Linked DNA regions of Homo sapiens: region 1 is linked to region 2. Evidence: read pairs that join two places in POLR2A ChIA-PET (ENCODE). Cell type or tissue: Panc1. All regions are shown on one strand. Each heading gives the region's core, and the rest is flanking DNA. Links, peaks and the distances in the headings are about the cores only. Region 1 has its middle 5.0 kb from the start of MIR1471. Region 2 has its middle 12 kb from the start of ALPP.

Evidence for each region. Peaks named below come from ENCODE experiments on the same cell type or tissue, not always from the same donor. Only the 100,000 strongest peaks of a DNase experiment are listed, where the experiment ranks them.
Region 1: POLR2A ChIA-PET joins it to region 2 with 8 read pairs; 4 of 35 experiments call an interaction of 5 or more read pairs at or near these places.

Annotation. Positions count from the first base shown.
Region 1 is chr2:231,894,629-231,900,007 of GRCh38, forward strand. No RefSeq gene overlaps it. Among named protein-coding and RNA genes, the nearest start is that of MIR1471, 5.0 kb to the left of the region's middle. In Panc1, for the core only: no CTCF peak of the experiment used is centred there; no DNase peak of the experiment used is centred there.
Region 2 is chr2:232,388,078-232,393,456 of GRCh38, forward strand. No RefSeq gene overlaps it. Among named protein-coding and RNA genes, the nearest start is that of ALPP, 12 kb to the left of the region's middle. In Panc1, for the core only: no CTCF peak of the experiment used is centred there; no DNase peak of the experiment used is centred there; H3K27ac peaks cover 2,426 bases.

The DNA of each region.
Region 1 (5,379 bases), core at 211-5,210, 490 kb before region 2:
AGCTGCTTCTTACCCAGATCTCTCTGACATGCAGTCCTGGTGCCCTTTGTCACCCCATGTCAGCTCTGGGCACCCTCCCTGGTCCATCCTTGTGTTAACAGGACCCAGGTGACTCCTGGCACAAAGGGGGATGTTGGAAGCTGAGGGAATGTTTCCTTGCAGGGGCAACAGAGGCAGAGAAGAGTCCAGGCAGCCTTGAGGCGTTAACGGAGACTGACCTGGAGGCCAGGCCATGTTTGTTAATGAACCTGAGAAGCTGCTGAAGGAGGCCTGGGAAAGCCCCGACTTGACACCTGTGGCTGCTTCGAGCTCCTGAAGGCCATTCTCCCCTGGCAGGTGGATGTCAAGAAACGAATACATTCAAAGAAGAAGGGGAAAGATATGGTTTGAATCTGTGTCCCTCCCAGATCTCCTGTGGAATTATAATCCTCAGTGTTGGAGGTGGGGCCTGGTGGGAGGTGGTTGGATCATGGGGGTGGATTTCCCTCTTGGTGCTGTTCTCGTGAGAGTGAGTGCATTCTCGCGAGATCTGCTCATTTAAAAGTGGGTGGCACCTCCCTGCTGTCTCTCTCGCTTCTGCTCCGGCCGTGTGAGGTGTTCGCTCTCCCTTCACCTTCTGCCATGATTGTAGGTTTCCTGAGGCCTCCTGGAAGCCGAGCAGATGCCAACCTCATGCTTCCTGTATAGCCTGCAGAACCATGAGCCAATGAAACCTCTTTTCAAGTTATCTGGTCTCAGGTATTTCTTTATAGCAGTGTGAGAACAGACTCATACAGGGAGTGAGGACTTCTCTGATCAAAGGAAAGCAGCCACCTGGTTTTTGTCCAGTGGTTCACTGAAAATATTTTACTGAATAAAACTTTTCCTAACTGGCAAGAATGGTCTAGAAGCAGGTTGCTCAAATAGTGGAAGAAGTCCTCTTGAGGTCAAGGTAGTCACTGATGCCTTGACTTAGAACAGCAAAGCCACTACCGGAAAACCTGAACGCGCAAGATCGCAGTTCACAATTCAGAGCAGAGGGCCTGTAGCCCTTCGAGGCCCGAAGCCAGAGAATGCCGGAGGAGAGTTTTATTGCAGGAACTTAAATTTAACCAGCTGGAACTCTTTAAACAATCATCCTATTCATATATTTAAAATAAATTGTGCATCTTTTAGCAGGCAGTCAGCGTTTCGTTATTAAGATGGAAGATGGGACAGAGTGTTCTTGGCTGCGTTGATCCCAGAATCCCAGGCTCCTTTTCAGGCGCGCTTAGCATGTGGTAAAGACATTTGCGAAGGTAAGTGTGTTTCAGGCCTGTCAGACTGGAGCCCGCATACCTACACAGCAAGCAGCCGCTGGTCAACTGAGCAGCTCAAAGGGAGACCTTTCCAAGGTGATGTCATTTTCTCCTGACGTTCTACCAGAAGCCTGTAGGGAGCAAGAAAGTTGGAAAGAAAAAGGACGTTTTAGAAGGTTTAGTGGATTTACCAAAATCTTCTGGTAACAAATAATAAAATATTTCATAGAGCTACAATAGTTGAAACAGTGCGAAGTGGTTAAAAAAGGAGCAGTTCCAATAGATTGTTTTTTTTTTTTAAATAGACTTTAAGATACATAGGAAGTCAACATAAAAGGGAAAAGGAAGCTTATTCCTTGAAAACAACCAATACTATTATATGAAACCTGACAAGTTTTACCATGAAAAAGTATACACAATTAGAAATGAATATGCAGAAATAACCCCTGGTACCAAAACCTGACAAGTTGGCACAAAAAATTACACAGATCAATCTCTTTTCTTTTTTTTGAGACAGAGTCTCATTCTTGTTGCCCAGGCTGGAGAGCAGTGGTGCGATCCCAGCTCACTGCAACCTCTACCTCCTGGGTTCAAGCAAGTCTCCTGCCTCAGCCTCCCAGGTAGCTGGGATTACAGGCACCTGCCACCAGGCACAGCTAATTTTTTGTATTTAGTAGAGACAGGGTTTCACCATGTTGGCCAGGCTGGTCTCAAACTCCTGACCTCAGGTGATCCACCTATGTCGGCTTCCCAAAGTGCTGGGATTACAGACATGAGCCACCGTGTCCAGCCTCTTCTCTTTTCTTCTTCTTTTTTTATTTTTTGGAGCCAGGGTCTTGCTCTGTCACCCAGGCTGGAGTGCAGTGGTGTAATCACCTCTCACTGCAGCCTCAACCTTATGGGTTAAATTGATCCTCCCACCTCAGCCTCCTGAATAGCTGGGACTGCAGGTGCACAACCATGCTTAGCTAAATTTTTTATTTTTTGTTGAGACAGGATCTCATTTTGTTGCCCAGGCAGGTCTCAAACTCCTGTGCCCAAGCGGTCTGCCCACATTGGCATCCCAAAGTGCTGGGATTACAGGCCTCCCAGCCAGATCAATCTTTCTTACTTTTGAATATTGACATAAAAATCCTAAATAAAATATTAGCAAATTCTATTCATCAATATTTAAGCCATAGTTTTATCACAGGAGTGTAAGAGTCGTTAAAAATTTGGAAAATGTGGTCCTGTAATTTACTGCATTAATACGATAAAGGTTATAAAAAACATATATCATTATCTTCACTGCTTCTCAAACTTTGATGTATATAAGCGTTACCTGAGGATCCTTTAATGCATATAAGAATAAAAAAATGCATATTCATGGCAGGACTCAGTGACTCACACCTGTAATCCCAGCATTTGGGAGGTCGAGGCCGGTGGATCACTTGGGGTCAGGAGTTTGAGACCAGCCTCGCCAACATGGCAAAACCCTGTCTCTATTAAAAATACAAAATTAGCTGGGCGTGGTGGCTCATGCCTGTAATCCCAGCACTTTGGGAGGCCAAGGCAGGTGGATAGCCTAAGGTCAGGATGTTGTAACTGAGCGAGTTGTAGAGAAACGCCACACTCTGAGACTAATTCAGGAGTCCTTTATTGCCGGCGACTGAGAGACGGCTAGCGCTCAAAATTCTCTCGGCCCCGAAGAAGGGGCTAGATTTCTTTTTATACCGTGGTCTAACTAGAGGAGGGGGAGTTTAGCTGAAGCAATTTTTACAGAAGCAGAACAGGCAAAAAGTTAAAAAAATTAATTGGTTACAGAAGTAGTTACAGAAAAAATAAACAGTTCCAGGTGCAGGGGGCTTAAACTATCACAAAGATATAAAGGCAGGGGCTCTAGATGCCATCCACCGAGCGTCCCCAGGAGCTGCTGGTTCAGCTTGCCTCAATATCTTCTCAGTAAGTGCATTCCTGGATGTGCATGGAGTCAGCTTGCACCAGTTATGCCCTTAAGGGAGGGAGGTAAAGGGGCTGTAAGTGAAGGAACTAAAATGGAGTCTGTCTGGCTCTCTCAGCTAAGAGAGACAATCAGGTTAAAACAAGGTAGGGTATCACAAGGAGTTCAAGACCAGTCTGGCCAACAGAATGAAACCCCGTCTCTACTAAAAATACAAAAAATTAGGTGGGCGTGGTGGCGGGCGCCTGTAATCCCAGCTACTAGGGAGGCTGAGACAGGAGAATTTCTTGAACCCAAGAGGCAGAGGTTGCAGTGAGCCAAGGTCACGCCGTTGCACTCCAGCCTGGCAACAAGAGCGTAACTCCGTCTCAAAAAAAACCAAAAAAACTCGATGTAATCTTAGACTGGCCATGTATGGTGGCTCATACCTGTAGTCCCAGCATTTTGGGAGGCCAAGGTGAGAGGACTGTTTGAGACCAGCCTGGGCAACACAGTGAGGCCCTGTCTCTACAAAAGAAGAAAAACAGAAAATTAGGCATGGCTAAATGATAAAATAATGTTCTAGTTGAATTTATACATATATACATATACATATAAATAAAGATCTAAAACTTCAATATGGCAAATAACATTATCTGGGCAAAATAATAGCAAAATACATGACAGACAAGGAGTAAATGTGCCAAATATATAAAAAGCTACTTTAAATAGAGAAAATGGTCAAAGAACAAGTCATTCACTGAGGAAGAAATCCAGATGGCCGTAAACACAAGCAATGGAGCTCAAAGAAACACACATGATAGCAAATATCTGGTTGAGTATTGTTTATCTGACTGACTTTTTAAAAAATTAAAATATCCATTTTTGGTATGTAGAATCAGACAGCCACACATTGTTTTTAAGCAAGGCTTAGTGCTCAGTGATGTTTTACAAAGGGTTGCAAAATTCTATCATGCATGATCCCATTTAATCTTCGTGGCAATTCCATGAAATAGGAAAGTGAGATGTTATCCATTTTACAAATGAGGAGTTTTGGATTCAGTGATGTTACCTTCCCAATGTCATGGAGATAGTAAGGGGTTACCTTGTAATTTGCTGAATGTTTATTACATTATCGTTTTCTTTGGGCCATCATGATTAATTTGTTTTTCAATGAATTTCCATTACTTCAAAAGTTTCAGAATTATCGATACTAACATATTATGCTCTTGTCTCAGGGGAAGATACATTGAATGTCTTAGGAATCTCCAATTTTGTTTCTTAATGAAACAATCTATTCAAGGTAAAGCACAATTGATAGCTTAAATATCTAAAAAGGAATGTGAAAATGACTGCATTGTATTATTACTTCTTTAGTATTACAAGGAAGCTGTGAGTTATAGTACCACAGACATTTTAATGTATTTTAAAAATTTGTGAAGTTGATTAATTAATTGGTTAATTTCCTCCTTCAACAAGTATGTTTTGAGGGTCTACTGCGGGACATGCAGTTTTCTTGACCCTGGAGATGCAGAGATGAGCAAAACAGGCAAAATTGCTGTCTGCATGAAGCTGAGCTTCTAAATTTATTTTTGACATATGATAAAATAATGTTTGTGCTAGTCGAAGTATAAAATATATGACTGTACCGCCAATATTTTATATAATTCAAACAAGATAAAAAGCAGATAATTCAATAAGCACACATTGCAATTTAAAGTATACAAAGATGCTCACTAGCTTTGCCTGAAAATTAAACCTGGGATTGTAGGTATGTTAAGGTATCCTGCTAGAGGTTAAGTTTATATTTTGTTCCTCCTCTTCTTTGTGGTGTTTTTTTGTCTGTGTGGAGACCAGTCTCACTCTGTGGCCTAGGCTGGTCTCGAACTCCTGGGCTCCTGCCTTGAGTGGCTGTTGGGATCCTCCCACCTAGGCCTCTCAAAGTGCCGGTATTACAGGCATGAGTCACCACACTCAGCCCCTTCCCTTTCAAGAAGGTGCCACCAGCCTGGGCAACATGGCAAAACCCCATCTCTACAAAAAATAAAATTAGCTGGGTGTGGTGGCGCTGCCTGTCGTTCCAGCTATGTGGTGCTGAGGTGGATTACTTGAGCCTGGGAAGTTGAGGCTGCATTGAGCCGTGATTGCGCCACTGCATGCCAGCCTGGGCAACAGAGTGAGACC
Region 2 (5,379 bases), core at 89-5,088:
ACCCCGATCGCTGGCTCCTTCTACTCGGTGGCCCGACAGCCCACCCGCTCCTTCCCCAGGGGCGAGCGCCAACGCCCCAGGGTCGTGGATACACAGCCCACCCCCTGGACGGCCCTGATGGAGACCGGCTCCGTCCCCCCACCCACCCCCATTCCCAGTCTGTGACCCCGACCCGAGCCACTCCCGGCTTCAATACGTTCTCCCCAGAACCCAAACTTGGGTGAAGTTTCACCTCCCGCGGGGCGCAAGGAGACGAAGCCGGGAGGCTCCGCGCAGCGGCCGCGATGGCGGCAACGGCTGCAGGGATTCGGCGCCATTTACCCCGCAGGTGCGCACTCGAGCAGGACCAGGACTAGCGGGCCCGCTCGAAACCAGAGCCTGAGCCTGAGCAGAACTGCGTGGGCAGCCGCTGTCTCCCAGCGCCCGCTGCCTTTTCTGCCGCCGAGCTGCCAGCCCGAGGGGTCCAGCCGTGTCCCAGGACCAGTAAGGGCAGCGGGTACTCCCGGGAGGGGTCCCTTCGGATCCCGCGTCCCCATTACGAGCTGCCCACCAGCCGGCTAGAAAGGGGCTGGAGCTACGCAGCTGGGGGCCGTCATGCCCCAGCCCACAGCCCTGGAGCACCGGCCGGGGAGGACTCCTCCTAAAGGATAAGGGGGCCCTGATGGAGTGCCTGGGCTGCCCGCACAGCGCCTGCGCACCTTCACCAGGGAGCTTCCTTGTACTCCTGGGAACGCCTGTCCAGGATGAGGTCTCCCCAGGGCGTCTGGGCTTCTGGTTGGCCTCGCTCACTTCCCCCAGTTCCTGATCCAGGGAGAGCAACGGAGAGCCCTGCCAGAAGAAGGCTTGGGGCTGCGAGTGCGGCCCCCATGGTACCAATGCACAGTTGACCCAGAGCACAGCAATCGCGGCCAATAGGAGGTGACTTGGGTTTAGCCTGTGACCACACAGTCCTGGTCACCCTGCACAGACTGCCAATAAAGAGGGGTCCGAGGCCCAGCTCCTTGGCTCCCCTGCAGTGTCTCCAAAAGGGAAGCTGAGGCTGTGGGTGAGTGGGTGATGCCAGTGGTCCAGGCCCAGTTCCACCTTGCACAAAGGCCTTCTTAACCTTTCATCGAAAAATATTTCTGCAAGGACATCTGCCCAGCAACCACCCGTCCATCCTCAGACTGGTGCCACGCATATCCTTGATCCTTGTAGCCAAGGATAAATATCTCAAAACAATCCTGTGATCCTCCTCCATTTTCCTTTAAAAACCTTTGTCTTCCTTCACCTCCCTAAATTCACACGTGCTTTCCTATGGCCTGCTTATTCCCAAGCAATACCTATTTCCAAAGAAAGTTCATTTTATTTTAGAGTCTTTCTGTATTTGTTATGCAGTGTCACATAGCGGAGCCAGAAGTGGGACCGAAGTGAATTCATCTTGGATGAATCAGCGTGTCCTGGAATCTAACGCAGTGTTGACTGAGCCCCCCGCAGACTGCCTTTCCAGGAGTTGCTTTTCTGTTCTGGTGAATCTCCTCAAATACCCAGATTCCCTCCCTTTGGTCAGTTCCTTTTTACTTTATCCTGGATGTGATTTGATTATAAGGCTCCCTTAAACAAAGGACCTTGCATCCCTCCTGAGGGTATAAAGGTTGGGTTTCTTTCTTTCTTTCTTTCTTTCTTTCTTTCTTTCTTTCTTTCTTTCTTTCTTTCTTTCTTTCTTTTTTTTGCTTCTTTGCTTTTGGCAAGCACTTTCTGGTGTAAAGAGCAGTGCCCTTCTGGTTTGAGGACTCTGAGTTCTAAAGAATTTATGTTCTGTCCATGAGGCAAGTCTTTCCTGGTGAATTCACTTTTGGTTCTGGATGCCTGACTGAATATTATGTTTGATGTGTACACCTTGGTTGAAATTTTGTGAGCATTCTGATTTGGGTTTGATTTTGGTTTGGTTTCCCACGTCTTTAAATGATTTGGCTCATTTTTTTTTCTTGCTTGTTCCTGAACATCTTCTGATCATCCCACAGCAAAAATAAACATAAATAGTTTAGCACCATAGGAAATGTTAAAACACACGTACACACGGTGAGGGTCGGCCCCTCGAGGTGGCTCCTGTCTGTAATCCCTGCACTCTGGGAGGCCAAGGTGAGAGAATGGCTTGAGCTAAGGAGTTGGAGACCAGCCTGGGCAACATGATGAAACCCCACCTCTACAAATAACACAAAAATTAGCTGGGTGTGGCAGCTCCCACCTGTAGTCCCAGCTATCAGGAGGCTGATGTGGGAGGATTGCTTGAGCCCAGGAGGTCGAGGCTACCATGACTTGTGGTCCTGCCACTGCACTAAAGCCTGTTTAACAGTGAGAATTGTCTCAAAAAATACACATATGGTGAGTGTGAGAAAGCCAACTGAAAGAACCCAGGGTGTCACCACCATCTAAAACACTGGTCCAGACTCCTGACAGTCCCTGACAGGGTTTATAGGATTTTCTTTGCTTCTCAGAGATGAAAAAGAAATGGAATGGCATTCTCAGACACTAAGGCGTGCCAGATTTTCTGGGACTCCAGGCAGCTACATGGCTTTCCCTGTGCACATTTCAAAATCAATGGCCATCATTGGAATCATTTGAACTCCTCAAATTTGCTTTTTCCTAATACTGAATTTTTAAACTGCCAACTACAAAGTTAAATGGAGAGCCTTCTAAGTTGTCTACTTCTGTCTCTCTCTTTTCTGCCTACTTGGAATCTGCTGACATTTCTGCTGGCATTAAGATAAACTGATAATATCACACTCCAGCCAACATAAAAACCACTAAGGAAGGGGTCTTGAAGGGCTTTCAAATTAATGGCTCTATAAATTACAACAGCTCCGTGGCAAACAACAACCTAGAGACCTTTTGGAAATGTAAATTCAGGTTTGCCTAACAGTTGCTTCGGGTGATGGAACAGTCCACGGAAGGATTGATATTAGAAAAGAACAGAATGAGAGAAATGTTTATAAATGTTAGGCACCCAGATTAAACAGGTCAAAATCATGAGCTCAGAGCAATAATGAAAAGGATCTCTGTTTCTGGCATAAAAACTGCTTCTCTGCTACACAGGGGCCAGGAAGAGCTGAACGAACTGCTAAAATGCTTCCCACCGGCACGGAGCTGTCAAGCAACTGAGAGTGGCAAACAGAAGAGAAATTTGTTATTGGACTTTTCAAAACTGCTAGGAGATTTTGTTTCTTGTACAAAATCCAGCCAGTCCTAGCTAAAATTAAACAGTTAGTATTTAATCCTTAATCTCATTTGAAACTGAAAAAGGATAAAGGTGGGCTCAAAGAGATTAAAATAAAAACCAGAAAACTAAACTGCTTGCCAGGCGCGGTGGCTGATGCCTGTAACCCCAGCACTTTGGGAGGCCAAGGCACGTGGATCACTTGGCATCAAGAGTTCCAGACCAGCCTGACCAATATGGTGAAACCCTGTCTCTACTGAAAATACAAAATTAGCCAGGTGTGGTGGCGCACGCCTGTAATCCCAGCTACTTGAGAGACTGAGGCAGGAGAATTGCTTGAATCTGGAGGCTGAGGTTGCAGTGAGCCGAGATCGAGCCATTGCACTCCAGCCTGGACAACAAGAGCGAAACTCCATCTCAAAAAAAGAAAAGAAAAGAAAACTGTTTTACCCAAAGTTTTGGTTGCTGCCCTCATAAGATTGCTTATCAAGACAAATGACAATTTTTTTTTTTTTTTTGAGATGGAGTTTCTCTGTTGTCGCCCAGGCTGGAATGCAGTGGAGTGATCTCACCTCACTGCAACTTCCGCCTTCTGGGTTCAAGTGATTCTCCTGCCTCGGCCTCCCAAGTAGCTAGGATTACAGGTGCACACCACCACACCCGGCTACTTTTTGTATTTTTAGTAGAGACAGGGTTTCAACATCATGACCAGGCTTGTCTCCAACTTCTGACCTCAGGTGATATGCCCGCCTCGGCCTCCCATAGTGCTGGGATTATAGGCATGAGCCACGGGGCCTGGCCCTGAAAATCTTAAAGTTTAGCTTTGGGACCTCTCCCATTTTCTCAGAAATCTCATTTGGATCCAACTGTGTTTTATAAACCTGTGAGTCCACATTACAATGTTTTGCTGTCTCATGACTACAATTCTAAAATGAAAGCTATAAGGTCTTATTTGTGTTTCTGTCTATGTATGTATGTTTTTGCATGTCGTATGTCGTGTCTCCAAGTTGAAATCTGGCATGGTCAGCTAGACATCCCTTAAGAAATTCTATTTGGGGTGGCTGGACATGGTGGCTCATGCCTGTAATTCCAGCACTTTGGGAGGCTGAGGCAGGTGGATCAGCTGAGGTGAGGAGTTCGAGACAAGCCTGGGCCACATGGCAAAACCCCATTTTTACTAAAAAAAAAAAAAAAAAAAATTAGCTGGGGCTGGTGGTGTGCACCTGTATTCCTAGCTACACAGGAGGCTGAGGCAGGAGAATCACTTGAACCAGCGGGGGCAGAGGCTGCAGTGAGCTGAGATCATGCCACTGCACTCCAGCCTGGGTGACAGAGCGAGACTCTGTCTTAAAAAAACAAAAAAAGAAAAAAAAGATAAATTAAACTTGTTAAAATATATAGTGAGCAGGGCATGGTGGAGCATGCCTGTATTCCCAGCTACTCAGGGGGCTGAGGCAGGAGGATTACTTGAGACTAGGAGTTCGAGGCCAGCCTGAGCAACACAGCAATACCCCATCTCTAAAAAAAATATGTATGTAGGCCGGGTGCAGTGTCAAACGTCTTTAGTCCCACCACTTTGCGAGGTCAAGGTGGGTAGATTGCTTGAGCTCAGGAGTCCCAGACCAGCCTGATCAACATGGCAAAACCCCATCTCTACAAAAAAAAAAAAATACAAAAATTAGCTGGGCTTGGTGGCGTGTGCCTGTAGTCCCAGCTAGTGGGGAGGCTGAGGCAGGAGAATCACTTTAATTCGAGAAATAGAGGCTGCAGTGGGCTGTGATTGCACCACTGCGCTCCAGCCTGGGTGACAGCGAGACCCTATCTCAAATATATATATAATATATATATATAAAACATATATAATATATATTACATATATTATATATACACACACAGATATATACACACACATATCTATGTATGTATATGCATACATGTATACACACATACATATATAAATACATGTATACATATATAACATAAAAATGAACCCAAATACCTTTTAGTTCACATGATCTAACTATATCTTTGATAAATAGGCTAGTTTTAAATGTGTTGATAAAATAAAAATAAAATATATTTAGCACCTTCTTTTCTTTCTTTCTTTCTTTGTTTCTTTTTTTTTTTTTTAGGCAGAGTCTTGCTCTGTCACCCAGGCTGGAGTGCAGTGGTGCAGTCTCGGC